Regions from separate parts of the Homo sapiens genome. Here region 1 is linked to region 2. A link is a loop called in an ENCODE intact Hi-C map of the cell type or tissue named here. Cell type or tissue: mammary epithelial cell. All regions are shown on one strand.

Evidence for each region. Hi-C counts contacts between places; a loop is a spot of excess contacts. Peaks named below come from ENCODE experiments on the same cell type or tissue, not always from the same donor. Only the 100,000 strongest peaks of a DNase experiment are listed, where the experiment ranks them.
Region 1: a loop joins it to region 2, with 5 times the contacts of the local background. A loop is called at or near these places in 2 of 110 quality-filtered maps.

The regions. Positions count from the first base shown.
Region 1 is chr11:132,067,562-132,075,561 of GRCh38, forward strand. All of the region lies in intron 2 of NTM (neurotrimin), which reads left to right. It overlaps LOC124902795 (a long non-coding RNA gene), which reads left to right. Exons shown (of 2, transcript XR_007062958.1): 1 at 1-3,404; 2 at 3,613-7,794. Among named protein-coding and RNA genes, the nearest start is that of NTM-AS3, 170 kb to the left of the region's middle. In mammary epithelial cell, no CTCF peak of the experiment used is centred here; a DNase peak (open chromatin) is centred at 4,760; H3K27ac peaks cover 4,671 bases.
Region 2 is chr11:131,973,408-131,981,407 of GRCh38, forward strand. All of the region lies in intron 2 of NTM (neurotrimin), which reads left to right. Among named protein-coding and RNA genes, the nearest start is that of NTM-AS3, 80 kb to the left of the region's middle. RefSeq lists enhancers at 4,020-4,530, 7,752-8,000. In mammary epithelial cell, no CTCF peak of the experiment used is centred here; DNase peaks (open chromatin) are centred at 4,034 and 4,644; H3K27ac peaks cover 2,199 bases.

The DNA.
Region 1 (8,000 bases), 94 kb after region 2:
AAGCATAGAATAACAGTTGTAGGCACTCCTATTCCAAAGGGGAGAAAATGGAAGGAAGAAAAGGTTACCCAGACCCAGGCACCTTCCAAATCCAGTAGGGCAAATTCCATTACATGCAAGGCCTGGGAATAATCCCCTGAGGCTAATTTCACTGCCCTCTGGGCCCATAGCTCTGCCTTCTGGCCTTGCAATTCTGGGCTCTGGTTCCAAAGCTCAGCCCTCACAGTCATCTTTCCTTTTTTCATGAAGGGTAGCACATGTTTGCAACTTTGTAGTTTTATGAGCTTATTTTCTTTCTATGGAATTTTGGGAGTCTAGCAACCTTCTTTCATTTAGTCATGTCCTTGATCCTTTCAGTCTAAGCTGGACATGTTTCTACTGATGTAATATTCTCAAAAACCTGGTGATTCTCCTGTATGTGTCATAGGGATTCATATTATTAGACAAAAGGGTCCTCCACAGAATTTCTTAGATAATCTCATCTTTCTTTCTGACCTATGCTGATATCCATTCATATCCAAGGGTCACATACCCATTCCCTTCAGTTCTAGCAACAGGGTGTTCAGTCATATACTTGGCGTTCTCTCCAGAGGACATTTTGTTAACAGTGGATCTTCTAATTTTAGCATATTTTGCAATTTAAACAAGCTGTTAATTTCTAAATCAAGGGTCTTTTTTTGCGTAACACTTCTTTCCTCAATTAATCTATTTTTGCTCACATTTTACTATAAGCAGAAAGAAGAAACCAGGCTGCACCTTGAGTACTTTGCTTGGAAGTCTCATCAGCTAAATGTCCACATTAATGGCTTAAAAGTTTTGCTTTACACTAACTGTAAAACAATTCAGCTAAGTTTCTGCTTCTGTATAACAAAAATTGCCTTTCTTCTAGTTTCCAACAACATGCTTCTAATTTTTTTCTGAGACCTCACCAGAAGGGCTTCTATGGATTCGCTGGTAAAGACAATCTGGGCTTTTTCTATCATGCACTTACAAGTTCTTTGAGCCTCTACTCATTGTCCAATTCCAAAGCCAGCTGCACATTTTTAAAGTGTATTTCTTCTAGCAATAACTCACTTCCTTGTAGCAAAATCTGCATCAGTCAGGGTTAAACCAGAGACACAGAACTAGTAAGAGACATCAAAAGGGGTGCATTGCAGGGAGTTGGCTCACATGATGATGGGTGCTGGCTAGGCAAGTCTGAAATCTGTAAAGCAGGCCATCAGGAATGGCAGCTGGAGCTTTCTGGCACAGGCTGAAGCTGCTGTCCACAAGTGGGATTTCTTTCCAGAAACCTCAGTTCTGCCTGTAGGGCCTTTCAGCTGATTGGGTGAGACCCACCCAGATTATCCAGGATCATCTCTTTTATTTAAAACCAATTTTATTTTTGAATGTTAATCTCATCTACAAAAATGGCTTCACAGCAATGACGAGATTAGTATTTGATTGACTAACTGGGCATTGCAGCCTAGCCAAGTTAACATGTCAAACTGACCATCACAGGTTAGTAAACACGTCACACAGCCAAGTTAACACAACAAACTGACGATCACAGGTTAGTTTACACGTCACACAGCCAAAACACGTCAAACTGACCATCACAGGTTAGTTAACACGTCACACAGCCAAGTTAACACGTCAAACTGACCATCACAGGTTAGTTAACACGTCACTCAGCCAAGTTAACACGTCACACTGACCATCACAGATTAGTTAACACGTCACTCAGCCAAGTTAACACGTCACACTGACCATCACAGGTTAGTTAACACGTCACACAGCCAAGTTAACACGTCACACTGACCATCACAGGTTAGTTAACACGTCACTCAGCCAAGTTAACACGTCAAACTGACTGTCACCGGTTAGTTAACACGTCACACAGCCAAGTTAACACGTCAAACTGACCGTCACAGGTTAGTTAACATGTCACACAGCCAAGTTAACACGTCACACTGACCGTCACAGGTTAGTTAACACGTCACCCAGCCAAGTTAACACGTCAAACTGACCGTCACAGGTTAGTTAACACGTCACACAGACAAGTTAACACATCACACTGACCGTCACAGGTTAGTTAACAGGTCACCCAGCCAAGTTAACACGTCACACTGACCATCACAGGTTAGTTAACACGTCACACAGCCAGGTTAACACGTCACACTGACCATCACAGGTTAGTTAACACGTCACACAGCCAAGTTAACACGTCAAACTGACGATCACAGGTTAGTTAACACGTCACACAGCCAAAACACATCAAACTGACCATCACAGGTTAGCTAACACGTCACACAGCCAAGTTAACACGTCACACTGACCGTCACAGGTTAGTTTACACGTCACACAGCCAAAACACGTCAAACTGACCATCACAGGTTAGTTAACATGTCACACAGCCAAGTTAACACGTCAAACTGACGATCACAGGTTAGTTAACACGTCACACAGCCAAGTAAGTTAACACGTCAAACTGACCGTCACAGGTTAGTTAACACGTCACACAGCCAAGTTAACACGTCACACAGCCAAGTTAACACGTCAAACTGACCGTCACAGGTTAGTTAACACGTCACACAGCCAAGTTAACACGTCAAACTGACCGTCACAGGTTAGTTAACACGTCACACAGCCAAGTTAACACGTCAAACTGACCATCACAGGTTAGTTAACACGTCACACAGCCAAAACACGTCAAACTGACCATCACAGGTTAGTTAACGTGTCACACAGCCAAGTTAACACGTCAAACTGACGATCACAGGTTAGTTTACACGTCACACAGCCAAAACACGTCAAACTGACCATCACAGGTTAGTTAACACGTCACACAGCCAAGTAAGTTAACACGTCAAACTGACCGTCACAGGTTAGTTAACACGTCACACAGCCAAGTTAACACATCACACAGCCAAGTTAACACGTCAAACTGACCGTCACAGGTTAGTTAACACGTCACACAGCCAAGTTAACACGTCAAACTGACCGTCACAGTTTAGTTAACACGTCACACAGCCAAGTTAACACGTCAAACTGACCATCACAGGTTAGTTAACACATCACACAGCCAAAACACGTCAAACTGACCACCACAGGTTAGTTAACACGTCACACAGCCAAGTTAACACGTCAAACTGACCATCACAGGTTAGTTAACACGTCACACAGCCAAGTTAACACGTCAAACTGACCGTCACAGGTTAGTTAACACGTCACTCACCCAGGTTAACACGTCACACTGACCGTCACAGGTTAGTTAACACGTCACACAGCCAAGTTAACACGTCACACTGACCATCACAGGTTAGTTAACACGTCACTCAGCCAAGTTAACACGTCACACTGACCGTCACAGGTTAGTTAACACGTCACACAGCCAAGTTAACACGTCAAACTGACCGTCACAGGTTAGTTAACACGTCACACAGCCAAGTTAACACGTCACACTGACCATCACAGGTTGGTTAACACGTCACTCAGCCAAGTTAACACGTCACACTGACCGTCACAGGTTAGTTAACACGTCACACAGCCAGGTTAGCACGTCACACTGAGAATCACAGGTTAGTTAACACGTCACACAGTCAAGTTAACACGTCAAACTGACCATCACAGGTTAGTTAACACGTCACACAGCCAAGTTAACACGTCACACTGACCATCACAGGTTAGTTAACACGTCACTCAGCCAAGTTAACACGTCACACTGACCATCACAGGTTAGTTAACACGTCACACAGCCAAGTTAACACGTCACACTGACCATCACAGGTTAGTTAACACGTCACTCAGCCAAGTTAACACGTCACACTGACCATCACAGGTTAGTTAACACGTCACACAGCCAAGTTAACACGTCACACTGACCACCACCGTGCTTGCCTGTATTAAGCCCTTGATGCCTGTGTATCTGTTAAAATGAAAGACTGTGATAGTAGAATGTTCCCTTCCTATCAGTGAGGAGATCATTTGATTCAAATGTGGGAAAAATTAAAGATCATGAAAATACATTAGCCATGATTATAATGGGAGTGTGGGGAAGGGCATGGTAAATATTTAGAATAAGCTAAACTTCTAATGAAATGAGATCTCCTCAGCTGGGGCTGGTGGACCCAGATGAGCTTCAGTGGGTCATGAACCTCCCAGAATTATATGGGGTGTGCGTTTTTGTGTGAAAGAGAGAAAGAACATTTTTTTTTTCTGGAATTAGAGTTCATAGCTTTTATCAGATTCACACAAAAAAGTGCGTTGTATTATAAATGTAACTACCTCATATATATGGTAACCAGGTCATCCATCAGTAGCAATAGGCCTGTATTAGGAGTCCTTGACGGTGGATCTAATAAAATCTTCTGTGCTCGTAACTCACACCTACCTGGATATTCTAGAATCAGCTCTTGGAGAACTCAGAGGTAATACAGATAGTGGTTCTTATAGGGATTGGCTAGGGCAAAATTAGGAGATGCTTGTTGTACCAAAGTCTACTGGTATGTTTCCTACTAATAAATCATGCCTGATGCCCCCAAGTCAATGACTCGATAGAGGAAGTGAGTGATGAGGCAGGCAGCATAACTCTGTGAATGAGCCAACCCCAGCCCTTCCCCTGACTTAAAAAGGGGTTAATGAACACAGATGGCTGCAAACCCCCCAAGCAGCCAGCATACTGTAAAACAATATTAACATCATTGCCTTTTGAATACCATGTCTTGTAAACCCCAGGATATGACAAGCCTCTTTAGAATCTTCTTTGATTGTGTTACTCAGACTCCCGTAGGGAAGTAGGGAGGGGTAGGGGTAGATACCAGAGGAAATGTGTAATTAGGAGTCTCTTAGAACAATAAGGGTTCTCAAACACATATGTGTGCAACTGATTTGTTGCTTTTGGTATTTCTGTTGGTGAGTAATTAACTAACCATGTTTTGGGGGCAGTCTGTGCAAGCTTGGGCAATCTGATAGTTGTGAACCATGGGGAAAGAATAGTTGCCTTTAGCTATATTTTCAGAAAAATACTAAGTGGAGATGTGAATGGAAAGGAAAGAACAGACTTTCTGGAGAGATGCCATTATGGTAATGTCAGAACTTCCTTTCAGTCTCAGATAAATCTTTCTTGTTATCACCCTTATTTTTAGTTTTACTCAAGACAGGAGGCCCAGTTCAGTTGGAGAGTGCCGTGTACACAGATATCCCTGCCACCTCCCCGGGAGAGAGGCACAGGGGCCTCTGCGGGACTCTGGCCCCTTATTTTACGGTTGTGATTCCTCCTCACTGTGGTGCCTGTGTGTGGGGTTTCAGGGAGAGGGGCCTTTTGATTTGACTGCTGAGAGGAATAGGGGTTTTCTCCTGGGAACTCTTCTGAGAGAATAAGCTTTTGACAAACACTCTTTGAAAGTTACTCTATGGCCAGATGCGTGCAGATCCAAAGATGGTGTCATTTGTGAAAAATGAGGCTGGCTTATGAGCTGGGTCCATTTGCACACAGCCTGCAGCCACGGAGTCCCTCAGCTTGGAGATGTGCTAGCTCCTTCTGTCCTGTGGGCTGCTGGGGCTTTGTGTCACTGGCATCAGAAAACAGAATTTGGCAGTTCTCTAGGCTAAGGGTTTCCAAACTAAGTGTCCTCTGTATTAACAACGAGGAGCCAAAATGGGGACTTTTCTATTTGTGAAGGGGATCCAGTGAAAATAAACTGTTTTATTTTGGTGACTTTGAGTATAGGAATTGTCTTCTCTGGACCTCAGTTTATCCAACTAGAAAAATGGGAGCAGAGGTGCCTAGTTATCTTTAGGAATGTTCTGTGACTTAATGAAGCAATATTTATGTAATGATTTGGTGGTGTAAATGTCCCCAGCAGTGCATGATGTTAGTTGTATGTTTGCAAAGTACCTAGCTCCCCTGGTAAAGGTAACCTTTGTAAATGGCAAGCTATGAGTATTGTTAAAAGGACATATGGCTCCACCTTCTTTCCAAAAAAGATCACTGAGGAATATAGGGCCAGTTAAATAGCATAGAAAGAGGTTCAGAGTGTCTTGACCTGGAGCAGTTTTTAAAACCTCAGGCCAAAACTCCACTAGGAAACTCACCAAACTAACCATTATGGTCAATTTCATTTTGAAATAAAGCACCCTAATTCATCTGTCCAGGAGTCCAGGTTCCTGTGTGGCCCAAGGTTGCATTCGGAGGTCAGAGTAAATCCTGTCGCTAAAGAGCCACTCCTTCTAGAAATAGCTTTTTTTAATGTCTGCAATTTCTCAATTCAGTTCTTTGACTCTTTAGTTCTATCCCATTTCTGGCCACAAACCTGTTTGGGGTTTGCTCCACCATAAGTCAACACATGCACATGCTTTCCCATCAGTTCCCAGAATGCAGAGGACACTGTAGGTCTGCTAAGGGGCTTCTTTCAGAACTTCTGGGGTTAACGTGGTTGGAATGTGTGCTAACAGGCTGCTCTCACAGTGGCAGTTCTAATTGGCTGAGGATGAGTCTTGAAATGTCACAGAAAGATTTATCTCTCAGCACAGATTCTCCCTCAACTAATTTTTCAGTAGGCCACCAGATAATGGGTTGTTTGGAAAACAATATGCAGTTCTCAGATGCCTTTCTGTGTTGGAATGAACTTGGTAGGCTATTTGAAGCAAAATGGCTGATGGCAAGGAAACTCTTGACTGACTTACAGGCCATTGGACACTGGGAACACCAGGCCTTGCTTGTGAGGGATTTGGCTGAGTCAGTTTCTCAGGGTCCATCACCATTCTTGTGGGGACTCAGCACACAGGTGGGTGGGGAAACCTGCCTCAGAAGTTTGGCTTATAAAGAAATATGGGGATTGATATCTGGATCCTTTTATATCAGCAGCAAGGATTAATTTTAGAGAAGATATTTCATAAAAAAATGGATTCTTCCCTACTCTCAGTTTCTCAGGAAAAATATATTTGCTTGATTTGAAGGTACCATTGACAGTTAGCTGCTTGTTGATTTAATAACAGCTTTTTTTTTTTAGGATTAAGAGAAATAGAAAAATGGGCACCATGTTCAACATACATACAGATTAGAAGATAAATTTCTATTTCAGAAACATTGCAACACTGTTCGCAACAACCAAGATATGGAAACACTAAATGTCCACTGCTGGATAAATGGATAAAGAAAATGTGGAATTTACATACAGTGGAGAAATTTGTTAAAGAATAGAAACTTACAGCTACACAGTATGGATAAGTTCTGGTGTTGTATACCACTGTAGGATGACTATAAAAATAATACAGTATGTAGTTTCAGATAGTTAGAAGGAGGATATTGAATGTTCCTAATGCAAAGAAATGATAAATGCTTGAGATGATAGATATATGAATTACCCTAATCTGATCACCATAAGTTGTATGTATTGAAAAATCACTATGTTCCCTATAAACATGTACAATTATTAAGTGTCAATTTTTTAAGAGTATATAAAGATGCATACAGGGAATGCTGCAATATGTGACATCATGGATGGACCTTGAGGACATTATGCTGAATGAAATAAACCAGTCAGAAAGGACAAGTACTCCATGATTCCACTGATGTGAGATATCTAAAATAAGCAAATTCATAGAATCAAAGAGTGGAATGATGGTCACCAGGGGCTGGAATGAGAGGGGAATGAGCATGGAGTTTCAGTTACGCAAGATGTGTAAGTTCTGGAAGTCTCCTGTACAACATTGTACCTCTGGTTACCGTATTATACACTGAAAATTTGGTTAAGAGGGTAGAGCTCATGGTAAGTGTTCTTGCTGCTATAAAATAAAATTTTAATCAATACATATTAAAATGTGAAAACATATTTTGTAAAACTAAGGTGCAACAATATTTTTGGTGACTCACCATTAAAAGTCCTACATACATTTGCTCTAGAATCCTATTCCAAGATGGGATTCCAAGTTGATTTTGCATTTCTAAGGTTAGCAAACATTTTGTCTTTTATTGGTTGTTTTATACATATGTATACCTATGTAGCAAGAAAATTTCT
Region 2 (8,000 bases):
TGGTGAACCTTTATTAGTGCTTCTCATGTGAAGCATCCATGCTTGTTCCTCCACTCCACAGTGAATCCCTAAGGGCAGGAGGGGAGTGCTTTGTTCTTCTCATCTTGTTTTTAGAAGACTAACTGGCACAGGCCAGGCGCTGTGGCTCATGCCGATAATCCCAGCACCTTGGGCCACAGTGGGCAGATCACCTGAGGTCAGGAGTTCGAGACCAGCTTGGCCAACATGGGGAAACCCCGTCTCTACTAAAAATACAAAAATTAGCCAGATGTGGTGGTGAGCGCCCGTAATCCCAGCTGCTCGGGAGGCCAAGGCAGGAGAATCGCTTGAACCCGGGAGGCAGAGGTTGCAGTGAGCCGAGATTGCACCACTGCACTCTACCCTGGGCGACAGAGTGAGACTCAGTCTGAGAAAAACAACAACGAAAAAAGAAGAGTAACTGGCACAGCATAGGCATTCAATATGCACAACATGGGCTTGGACTGTGTGGTTCACTCATATGCAGATTTTCTTCTGCCTGTGCCACCCCTGAGGCTGGAAGACCAACTCCTCAGCCTACTCCAGCTGGAGATGGTGAGGACGAAGACCTTTCAGATGATTCACTTCCACTTCATGAGTAGTACATATATTTTTTCTTTCTTGTTATTTTCTTAATAACATTTTCTTTTCTCTAGCTTACTTTATTTTAATAATACAGTATGTAATACATGTAACATACAAAATATGTGTTAATTGACTGTGTTATCAGTAAGGCATCTGTTCAACAGCAGGCTGTTAGTCATTAATTTTGTGGGGTGTCAAAAGTTATATCCAGATTTTCAACTATATGGGGGCTTGGAACCCTAACTCCTGAGTTGTTCAAGGAACATCTGTGTTCAAATGAATGAATGAATGAATGAATTGTGTTAAAATTGTGTCTGTGATAACTTATTCCTTACCCAAAATGCATTTAGGCTAGCTTTTTTTAAGATAGGAGTCCTTTTGCATTTTCCTTAGCACCTCAGAATATTTGTCCTATAGACAATTTGAACAGTGATGAGCATTTGCATATTTATAATCTACATGTGAACTTATACCTCTTTGCTCTCATGTTAATGAGTTCAACACATAGTGAGTTAGCATCTTCTGTGAGCATAGCATAACGTCTGAGAGGTGCACAAAAGATACGTGTAATGTGAAAAGAGATTAGAAGATGTAAGCATGGGCTCTTGGATCTGACTGCCTGGGTTCAAATTTTGACCCTGGCATTTATAAAAAACATGACCTTGGGTAAGTCACTAAAATGCTCTTTGCCTTAGTCTTTTCACTTGAAAAATATTTTTTTTTCTCATAGAGTTATTGTGAAAATTTAGTGAGATAACATATGTGCAAGGCTTGGCACATACTTAGCACTGCATAATTATTAGGTCCTAGTGTTTTTACAGTCTGACCTACAAAACTTTCAAATTTAGAGGGGGAAATAAGACAGAGACTGGAATAGTCTAAACTTTTGAAAAGGCTAAAACATATCACAAATGTCCTAAATTATGCCTATATCGTGTCCTTCTGCGAGCCTCCACTCCATTTATTAATAGTTTGCAAAAACCTTCAGTAGATCTCCCTGCATTGACAAGTGAGTTTTCTTTTCTTAGTGGAGTTCTTCAGACAATGCAATCTGACCTATCTTGTGCCTTAAAAAATATTCAGGTACAGTAATATAACTGCCTAGTTTCCTTGTTTTTCTTTCTTCTTATTTTTTGCCTTTTCAGGTAACAAGTGGGACCAAAATAAGAATCTTGCCTTCTTTTTTTTTGAGACAGAGTCTTGCTCTGTCACCAGTCTGGAGTGCAGTTGAGCAATCTCAGCTCACTTCAACCTCTGCCTCCCGGGTTCAAGCAATTCTTCTGCCTCAGCCTCCCAAGTAACAGGACTACAGGTGCACGCCACCATGCCCAGCTAATTTTTGTATTTTTAGTAGAGATAGGGTTTCACCATGTTGGCCAGGCTGGTCTCTATCTCTTCACCTCATGATCCACCTGCCTTGGCCTCCCAAAGTGCTGGGATTACAGGCGTGAGCCACTGCGCCTGGCCGAATCTTGCCTTCAATGGAAAGCCTAGTCTTCTAGATTTATAAGCCTTAAAATGTTAGGGGAGGGGGGAAAAAAAACCTCCAAACAAAACCCCAATAAAAGCTTAAATAAGGGCCTACGTGAATGAATTTGTCATCAGATGTGTTTGGGTTGCTTGCCACCCTATTTAACGGTGTGTTTGTTTTGTGCCTTTTCTGCCTGAGTTGGTGTAAATGTCTTTTCTCCACGGTTTCCTTCCTGTGATGACATAGATGGGTTGGATTCGAGAGTCCTCAGCTTACCGCTCTTCCACTTGAAAGGAAGAGGGTCATGAGAGGAGAGGATTTCTGGAGTGGAATTTCAATCTCTGGTCATCAGGAAAGGGAAAACATTCTGCCCAGGATTTCCTGTCATTTATTCTGGAGAGCTTTGTGTTGTGCTCTGTGCAGGATCCGAGATATGATTAACTCAACTCTGGAGTCTGTTGGCAGAACCAAGCAGCTCTGGCATCAGAAGAGAGATGTCCTTAGGCCTAACCTGCCCTCCCTGGGGTCTTGTTACCTGCTCAAAAAGAACCCAGTGGCCTTTGAATGCATTTTAAATCTGTGATTGGTGCAGTTTGATGGTCCTTCCTTCCCTCCTTCCCTCCCTCCCTCCCTCATTCCTTCCTTCCTTCCTTCCTTCCTTCCTTCCTTCCTTCCTTTCTTCCTTCCTTCCTTTCTTCCTTTCTTCTTCAGTTTAACTCAGCTTTCAATAAGCTTAATGGGATGAAGTCCAAGCGATGAAAAGAGAGGTGATAAGAGCACAAAGGGGAAGCTTATACCCGAGCATGGGTGAGTACAGGAGATGGGTTGTTCTGATTATTCTTGCTCCTGTTTTGCCTTGGCCACCAGTTGGCCAGGTCGGGGACAGTATGGTTTATGGACTGCTGTCACTTGACTCTTCCTTCTCAGTTGCCTTTTACCTTGGATGAATTTTCAACGTTCTCTTCCCACTTTCAATCATAAGGAGTTGTTGAATAGATTCATGTTTTCTTTCATTCTTCCTTCCTTTTGTCTTTTTTAACTATAGGAGATGGGCACACTGTTCAACACACAGATAATTTAGAAGAATGTTTCAGTGTCAGTTCTTCCTCTCCACCCTCTTTCACCCCAGTTCAGTCATAACTGAAATCACAAATGAATGGATCCAATTAATAGTAAAAATAAAATGTCCAGGATGCTCTCTGGAGTTCTGAGATCCATAGGTCACGGACAGACTCAAGAATACAAAGTCTTCTTCAGGCCTCTGTTTCTAATTTGCAGAAGAAAACAAGAGGGTGAGTAGTATTTTGCTTTGAAAAGCATCTCAGCGAAAGTGCTACATGATAACACAGCCCTCATTTCCATAATTCTGCTCCCTCCGGAGCACAGGTACATTTAATTTCTCACAACTGTTCCCTAAATGAAGAGCAGCATGAGGAATACACAGAGAATGAAAAATATCGGTGTGTGTGGGTAGTACATGACCACTAATCTTTCCTGACATTTACTTTCACTCATGAGCACAGGGGTGACCAGCCCCACCAGTCCTAGATGCTGAAGATAAATGTCAGCACCATCCATTGGAAGCTTTCTATGCATACATGCATATTGGAAATCAAATATATTTGGCTTATCACACACTGAGGAACCCATCCCTTCAGAAATGCATGGATTGATCTCTGCTACCCCACTCACCAGTGCCATTTGGTAAAGTTGGGGAATGGTAAGATAGTTCGCTGCATTTTTAATGGAAGGAAAACAAAAAGCGACTACGCGTAACAGTTTTTACATTATATGCCTTCAGTGCTGTGTGCTGTCACCCCACGTGTTGTACTGCCAAATTTCCCAAGAGCGTCTGCTCTTCCTATTGTGAAAACAATGAGCTGGTGTATGTCATGCAAGGCTATTCTGCCCATGCCAAATAGCTCTGTATGTTTTAACTGTCTTCACACTGGGCTCCACCAATCACTCAGGCGCATACCTCTTCCTCAGCCCTAGGCAATAGAAGTTACAGCATTCATGAGCAATTGCTTTCCTCACATAAAGGAAAAAAAGGATTTTGGTCTTAAGGTCTTGCCAGCTCATTGACTAATTTACTCCTAATCCTGAATGTATAAAGCCACTTGAACATTTCATTTGTGTGACATGGTTAAAGGCTTACGTAAATATAGCTGGTAAGGGCTAGGATTGTAGATTAAAGTCAGAAAGAGGTGATTTTGTTCTTTTTGACTAGATACTGTAAATTCTGATGTCCAATTAAGATCTGAAGGAGAAACCTTTGTAACCCAATGCAATGTGAGTTTCTCGAAGAAAAGGAAAAAAAAGGGAAACAAGTCTCCATTCTCAGGGACCCATTAACAGCTCAGTACAATGACTCTTTATGTGGCCTTTGATATGCAAAAACAGCCCAAAATAATTTATGGAGAAAATCAATTATGAGCTGAAGAGAAAAAGAAAGTTGCCCAGATTAATTACCAAGTCAGGAAGGATGGCAGTGCAAGCACCTGGAGTTATGTCCAAGGGGGACGCCCTTCTGCAAAAATTCTTCATGGTCAGAAGAAGGCTCTGTGGTCAGGAGAGAAGGGAGCCACATGAAGTCAGATGAGCTGAGCTGTACCTTCTGGAATGCTGAGAATGAGAGCGCATATCATCTATTCAGTGAGATAAAAAGGCTGCTTCAAAACTAAAGGTATATTTCATACCCTCGAGTGTGAAGTGCAAATTGACAATGGATGGAACAATAGCATTGGCTAGAAAGCCTGGAATAAAACCATCACAAATTGAATTTAGAGAACTTATGAAAGCTAATTTTATGCATGTTTTATTTTATTACATATTTTTCTTTAAAACAGTAATAGACTCAGGGATGTTGGCAATGGAGGGGATTTTAGAACACCTAGTCTGGTGGATTTCAAATTATTCGGGTCAGAGCACCTATTCTTTTGAACAAATCTTACTCATTATTAAGAAATTAAAGCAAACAAAGTCAGAAGAAAAAAAACAGTAGACCTGCTCTGGCTAAGGGGCTGATGAGGTTGGAGTCTCTTCCCTATTTCCTATGACTGTTCCCGAGGCTCCTGCAGCAGTAACCTAAGGCTCTAGAGTCTCTTCCCTATTGCCTATGACTGTTCCCGAGGCTCCCGCAGCAGTAACCTAAGGCTCTATGGAACACTATCAGAACTCAGTGATTCCTAATATTAGTTCCCACACTAGAACCATGCATCCTCTACCAAAATACGTTTCCTTAGTTTAATAAGTTTGTTAAATATTGCTTGCACAACCCAGAGTTTGGAGAATTACATTAGCACATTGAAGGCTGTGAGAGTAAAACTTCAGATTTGAAATGCATTAACCTATGTTTAACCTGGTTTTTCACCTGCATACTTGAATGTACCTGACCGGGAAACCCTTTTATCAGAAACACGTATTAACATTCTGTGGCAGATAAGTCCCCTAGGATGCAGTTTAGAAAACAAAACTCTTGTCTGGGTTCCAGTCTAACTCCCTTGTTTTTTAAGTGAGGGTACAGAGCCTCCGAGAGCATGTAAATCGCTCGCTCTTGGGTACATACTTGGAAGCAAAGTTAGGAACCAGACATAGGATTCTTGAATCCATGAAGCTAAGGGGATTTTCAAACATATTTTCTTTAATATTTCCACATGTCTGTGGGCAGGGAGCAGTCATGTTCTATTCTTTTGATGCTATACACTGAAACACAGAAAGTCAAGGTTACCCAGTCAAACTCTAGTATAATCCTTCCTTCAGTGCCCTGGTCGGCTTGCTTGGTGCTAAAAGAAAAAAATCAATCCATCTCCCTGCTGAGTGGAAGAGGATAAAGCTGTCCAATTTTTAGATCTTAGATATTTAAACTAAAGAAGTGTGTGATAGCATTATTAACAATTGGCGTAGTAATTTCTTGAGGTTTAGATAAACTAGTTTACATTCGCAACATTTAGTGATGATTTAAGATGCTTTGCTATGTTGGCATTCAAAAATTGGGCAAACCTCTGGCCAAAGTGAAGTACAGCCCATGTGAGCTATGGAAATGCAATTAAAAGGAGTCACAGAGCCTTCTCAACTGCCTGGGCTTAATTAAGATATGATCTGCCAGTCTCTTAGTGGCCATTAATTCATTGTCTGGTAATCCAATAAGGGGTTATTGTTTGAAGCTGTTTGAGAGCCACTTGCCTCACTATTAACTCAAAATTGCCCAAAAGGCGGTACTACAATGTCATTCTCCCTGCCCCAAAGAGGACATGACATTGAAAGACATTTGACATCCACATTTGACAACACTTGAAATGGCAACATTATGGCTTAAGCATTCACAAGTCTATGGATATGATAATGGAACTAGTGACATCTAATTACTAACTGGCAATTAATGATAATAGCCCTTTGTGAATATGTAGGGCCATTCTCTATAGGGAGCTCCTTGCTCTTTGCACATATTAATTAATATAGATAGGCAGGTAGGTGATAGAAAGGTGGCTTTATAACATTATTGCTGCTGAGTAAACTGAGTCAGGTTCCAACTGCACCTTGTAGATGCACAACGATTCCTTGCTGTTTTGAAACTAAATGGATTACAATTTTAAGAGTAATTAAAGAGGAATGAGAACTGTAGGGAAGTGAAGGGAATGGATGTCAAAGGAAAATTCAAGGTATCACTAACTATTTGAATTCTTGATTTACTTCCACCCATGTTTCTGGAATAGGAATTGGTCATTTTTCCCGGATTGGTAGCCAGATATGAAACATTAAGTCGGCTTTCAGCAAAATGATGTCTGGTATATTCAGAATAAGGCCGATTTATTTTCTCCCCACAGAGCCCCATTGATGCTGAATTTTTATTGCCCAATAGAATTCAACCTGGTTGTGATTATCCCATTGGTCCTGCTAGATAAAACCCATGTGTATTTGCCAAACACCCACTTGGAAATGGAAAATTTAATTAAAGACAGGAAACTGAATTTAATGATCTCTACTGATCTCTTAAATTCCCCAAATTATTTCATTATGGCTTACTTATTGAATTTTCTTAAGGAATTCTAAAATAAATGAACAATTACCTGAATTTTGCAGTGTTGTACATAGAAATAGAGTGAGTTTTCACCACACTTTCAAAAACAAGTGAGAGTCTACCCCACTAATTCATATATTCTTTCATTCATAAGCATTTATTGAGCACATACAGTGTGCCAATGCTGTGCTGAGCTCTGGGTGTACTGATAGAAAAAGCTTTGATGTGGCCCTTAAGATGCTCAGTGTGGTGATAGAAAGGAAGTTAAACAAATAAGTACAATCCGGAGTGACCAATTCTACAACAGAAAGATGAGCAAGTTATGGGGAGTAATGAGGGCAAAGAGGAATGAGAGTTAACTTTGTGAGTAGCCCCTGCCTGGCTGTGCGATAGGGGTTCAAATCCGACTCTATGTTTATGGGAAGTACTTTGTTCCATCTGCCTATCCACCTGTCATTACTTCAAGTTGATTTAATAGTTCTGCAGTTGGGACCTGTGGGGTGTGTGTATGTGTGTTTATAATAAGTTTAAATGAGGTAATCCTTTTATAACCTCACTACTCCCTATTGGGATTTGTTTGTTTTGATGGAAGGGAGGGAGATGAGATTTGGCACATAGCAGGTATCCAGCAAATGCAACTGCAGCCTGAAGAGTCAACGTGGACAAATCCCAAACAATGTGAGCCCTTTGGGAATGCTCCGCTTTGTGTTTCCTCTGAATTGCATGAGGCTACCAGATGAGGACAGGAGGAGAAAGAATTAAAGTGTCCTGACACCGTGTTCCAGGTTGTGTAGCTTTTAAGTGGGCACCCATTTTTCCACCTAAGAGCTCCAATGTGCCTCTGTTTGACCACATGGCTTTCCGGTTAGCTGTGTGACAGCTGGATGTCCCAGCATTTCTTTCTCT